Regions from separate parts of the Homo sapiens genome. Here region 2 is linked to region 1. Evidence: read pairs that join two places in POLR2A ChIA-PET (ENCODE). Cell type or tissue: Caco-2. All regions are shown on one strand.

What was found. ChIA-PET counts read pairs that join two places held together with the same protein. Peaks named below come from ENCODE experiments on the same cell type or tissue, not always from the same donor. Only the 100,000 strongest peaks of a DNase experiment are listed, where the experiment ranks them.
Region 2: POLR2A ChIA-PET joins it to region 1 with 11 read pairs; 6 of 35 experiments call an interaction of 5 or more read pairs at or near these places.

The regions. Positions count from the first base shown.
Region 1 is chr11:93,735,671-93,738,170 of GRCh38, reverse strand. TAF1D (TATA-box binding protein associated factor, RNA polymerase I subunit D) reads left to right here. Exons shown (of 6, transcript NM_024116.4): 3 at 1-62; 4 at 932-1,107; 5 at 1,420-1,477; 6 at 1,867-2,500. The coding sequence ends at 2,010. Among named protein-coding and RNA genes, the nearest start is that of SNORA40, 1.7 kb to the right of the region's middle. RefSeq lists an enhancer at 1-253. In Caco-2, no CTCF peak of the experiment used is centred here; no DNase peak of the experiment used is centred here.
Region 2 is chr11:93,848,946-93,851,445 of GRCh38, reverse strand. VSTM5 (V-set and transmembrane domain containing 5) reads left to right here and starts at 828. Exons shown (of 4, transcript NM_001144871.2): 1 at 828-1,034. The coding sequence starts at 944. In Caco-2, no CTCF peak of the experiment used is centred here; DNase peaks (open chromatin) are centred at 945 and 1,326; H3K4me3 peaks cover 1,182 bases.

The sequences.
Region 1 (2,500 bases):
TCCCATTTTTAGAATCAGAGAATGAAAAAAACGCACCTTGGAGAAAAATTTTAACGTTTGAGGTGAGTCAGCATTTTACATACATGGCTACACATAACTCAAGATGCCCAAAATGATTTGTTGGCCAATTTAGAATTGTCTCAGATATACTGGGAACAGACTGTCTGCAATTTTGATACTCTTCTATACTGACTTACCCCTAAAGTCCACCCTATCCTTCAACTGAATCTTGACTTGTATCTCTTAATATAACTACACTTTGCCATATTTAAAAGATAGTGCTCCAAGGCTCTTTGTATAAAATCCTTTGATCTTATCCCATCTCAGGTCTTTAAACACAACCCTAAAACTCAGTGGGGATAATAAAAGCTCACATAACTTGAAATTACTTTTGCAGTAACCTAAACTAAAACCACACATGCCTTATGTTCAGTGGATATATTCTTAAGGCCTAGATGTTTCTAAGCCAATTATCTGAAAAATACGCTAATACTTAGGAGTAGACTTTTTTAAATATTTGAGAGTTGTATGTTGAATGAATTCAGAATTAATTTATGATCCCTTGCCAGAACCTGAAATTTTATTTGGGAGGATTAATACATGTTAATCTCTTCAGTTAATCTCTTAAGTTTAAGGTGATTATAGTAAACATTAGAAATCTTATTCCTGTTTTTACATTTTAAAATGCCTTTAGTAAGTCCCAGACATGACAAGATATGTACTTCACTTTTCCATGTTACCAGCTTAGGTAAATTCATAATTGTAATGTGAATTTTAATAATCAGCATTTGATAAGTCCACAAGTGGGGAGTAGTTAAGATAGCAAATTCAGAGTCTTTGCTAAGGGGGGGCATTGCCCTTTTTGAACATAGGCACCTGCTGGGTCTTAAAAATAAAATCTCGACATACTTATGGTGTTTTTAATATATAGCAAGCTGTTGCAAGAGGATTTTTTAACTATATTGAAAAACTGAAGTATGAACACCACCTGAAAGAATCATTGAAGCAAATGAATGTTGGTGAAGATTTAGAAAATGAAGATTTTGACAGTCGTAGATACAAATTTTTGGATGATGATGGATCCATTTCTCCTATTGAGGAGTCAACGTAAGTGGAATCATATGAAATACTTTGGTAATAGGTTATAAATTAAATTTCTATGTTAATTGCTTCATATTTTGCCTTTAATATAGTTATACTTAAATAATGAACAAAGATACAGAGTATGACAATTGGGATTATTACAGTTGAGCCAAGCTTGGCACACCGTTCATCTAGAATTCTCCAGAACACAAAATTCTCAAATTTTGTGTTTCCTTTGACTAGTATTGCAGTTTCAGTTATATTTCAGAGTGGAATATACAACTAATTAGGTCATCGAAGATTCTGTCATCTCGATGATAAATTTTAATATTACAGAGCAGAGGATGAGGATGCAACACATCTTGAAGATAACGAATGTGATATCAAATTGGCAGTAAGTGACTTATTTTTTTCCTATTCCATTTTGGGAAGGCAGGAGTTGGTTGATACAGAAGGAATTATATTTAGTTTTTCTCTTACACTTCATTTAACTTTTGAAAAGCTCTATAAGTTTACTGCAGGAAATGCAAGAAGGAAAATAATTTTTTAGAGACTTGATAAAGAACATGGGGTTTTCAGTACTATTTTTAATAAGTAGCATTCTGATACATATTATTGCTAGTTAGGATGTCAAATGAAAAAATAAGCAATGTTAATTTGGATTTTTAACATCTACATGTAGTCTCTAGGTTATCTGAAGTAATCCAGGGCATTCAGCTATATGTAATTACTAAACTATTTGAGTTATTGCTTAATCCATGATTTTTTGTTTGTTTTATGCAGGGGGATAGTTTCATAGTAAGTTCTGAATTCCCTGTAAGACTGAGTGTATACTTAGAAGAAGAGGATATTACTGAAGAAGCTGCTTTGTCTAAAAAGAGAGCTACAAAAGCCAAAAATACTGGACAGAGAGGCCTGAAAATGTGACAGGATCATGAATGTCAAAGGTGAAGCATATAGAAAAAACGACTTCATAGAAATGAATAAAGATAAATGTGGATATATGTACCAGTCTGGTGGTGAAGAAATTCTGAAACCCAGAACTTTATAACAAGAAAAAAAATTTTTAACCCTGTGAAGAAGTTTGTGAAAGAAACTTGTGAAGTAGTAATAATTAGAAAAAAAACCATTAAAACACCAGAGAAAATACATAGAAAAATTTGAGAAATTGTCATTTGATTTCTGAATAAGAGCTTACAGGTGTCCTGTGAGTATTGAAACAATGAAATGTAGTGATTTTAATTTTGAAAAGAAAATCTTAAAGTAACTTGACACCCAACCATCTTGAAGAGGGGATTTGAAATGCTGTAATTTTATCCCAGCTTTGTTCAGCCATGACAAGTGACCTGTCAGATGCTTAGTATTGTAATAACCTCATTTCCCTTTCCAAATTTAGAGTATCTTTAATACTATTTTT
Region 2 (2,500 bases), 110 kb before region 1:
GCCCAGGCTGCAGTGCAGTGGCGCTATCTCGGCTCACTGCAAGCTCTGCCTCCCGGGTTCACGCCATTCTCCTGCCTCAGCCTCCCGAGCAGCTAGGACTACACGCACCCACCACCACGCCCGGCTAATTTTTTTTTTTGTATTTTTAGTAGAGACGGGGTTTCACTGTGTTAGCCAAGATGGTCTCGATCTCCTGAACTCGTGATCCGCCCGCCTCGGCCTAGCGGTTGCTCATTTTTTGCAGCCCCCACCCCTTGCTAGGATTTCTAAACAGGTGCCCACATCCTTGTATCCCCAGCACTTAACACAGTGCCTAGCTTCATTCCACCGGTTTATTTGAGTGACTGCCATGTGCGAGGCTCTGTGCAAATAAAGCAGGCGATTGGTGAACATTTCCTGGATGGATGGAGGGATGGATGGATGGACTGATGGGTGGATAGATGGATGGATATCATCACTGTGCAGTGGTTCCCATCAGGGCAGCCTGAGTCTCCCCACCCCCTCCCCTCATCCCTCTCACTCCAGGCTGTCATTTCACTTTCCTAAAAGCCTTCCCTTTGCCCATGATGCCAATGACTAGCTCTGTCCTGAAGCAATAGCTAGTACTTTCCCTCCTTCCTGCCACCTAGCATCCAGCCGAACCTTGAATCAATACCAGTAAAATGGGTGTGAACGGAAGGAGGCTGCTCATTATTTGCCATTATTTACCTCTGAGTCTGTGCATTCCCATTCCTTCCCATATTAATTCTCTCCCGCGCAACACCCCCCCCCCCCCGCCCCCCCATCCTTGGGAACTGGTTCAACCAGAGTACAACCAGCTCATCTGCATCTGGCCCTAAAGAACCTGCGGCAGCCAGAGGCGGAGGAAGAGAGAAGGCTGCATAGGAGCTGCAGCGCGGTGCGGCCAGCACACACCCCGGCCCGCGAGGCCCCGGGCTCGCCCATGAGGCCTCTGCCCAGCGGGAGGAGGAAGACCCGAGGCATCTCCCTAGGACTCTTCGCCCTCTGCCTGGCCGCAGCCCGCTGTCTGCAGAGTAAGCTCCGGGGGACGCCCCGGGTGCTGGGGGAGCGGGAATGGGTAGGGGGGCACGGGCGGGGCCCCGGGGTCTAGCAGCGGCCCCCCTGGCCCTCGCCCACCTTGTCCGGCTGAGGGCGCGCGGTGAGCTCGGCTGGCAGGCACCGCGCCGCTTCCTCGTGGGGCTGGGCGAGGCCTGGAGACCCGGCGCCGACCGTAGCGGGAGGGGCTGGGCAAAGCAGAGGCTACCGGCCGCGGCGCCCCGGCCCACTTCGGGGCGCCCGCCCCACCCGGCGAGCCCGGCCTACGGTTATCAGAGCTGGAAGGTGGCCCAGAGATAACCGGCTCCCAGCCCTGTGGCCGCCGCCTCTGCAACATTTTTTATTTCTTTTTCCTGGAATAACCAGATTGCAGTCCGTGCGCCGCCCCCTACTGTGGGGACCCCTCCATGGCCTTCCTGGTCATCTCCCAGGAGAATAATCAGGCCTCCTTATCAGTCAGACGAACCCACAGCAGCCTGCTCCCGTGAGAAAAACGGTTCTGGGGTTTGGGTTGGGCGTTGTGGCCTGAAGTCCCCAGGCTGGAGGTGGTCCTCGCGACCAGCGCACTGAGTAGATTTGCTTTGGATGGCCGGACCCGGAATCCCCAGCCTGGTGAGCCTGGATGCGAAGCGTAGTCCCAGAGGCTCTCTTGGACACAAACAACAGATCTTAGCACAGTTTTACTTTCTCATTTAATCATTACCATTCGCACTCCCATCTTACACATGGGCCAACTGAGGTTTAGAGAATGACAGAGCAGGGCCGCTGGAGGTGAGAGGCCTTGTAGTAAGAGCCAGCACTTATTAAGCATTTATGCATTCACCATCCCTCAGACTTTACAAGACCTCTCTCATTTAGTCCTTAGGGCAACCCTAATAAACTACTCTTATTCCTGTTTCACAAGTGAGGAAACTGAGGCACAGAAATGTTATAAGCCAATCGCAGGGGCTCATGCCTGTATTCCCAGCATTTTGGGAGGCCGAGGCCAGCGGATCCCTTGAGTCCAGGAGTTCAAGACCAGCCTGGGCAACATGGCAAACTGTCTGTAGTAAAAATATGAAAAAATTAGCTGGGTGTGGTGGCCTGTGCCTGTAGGCCCAGCTACTGGGGTGGGCGGCGGGGGAGCTGAGGTGAAAGGATCACTTAAGCCCAGGAGATTGAGGCTTCAGTGAGCCCTGATTGTGCCACTGCACTCTAGCCTGGGGAACAGAATGAGACCTTCTCCAAAGCGAAAGAAAAAGAAAAGAAGAGAGAGAGAGAAAAAATAATATTATGTTAACTTATACAAGGTGACTGAACGATCTAACATTTTTGACCTTTACACCTCTCTGGCTAGAACCCAGCTGCAGAGGTTGCAAATCTCAGAAACCCAGTAAGACAGAGGCATGTTCCTCTGGCAGCTATGGATCAAGAAAACAGTTGGTTGTTAGTCTCGAGCAGGTGG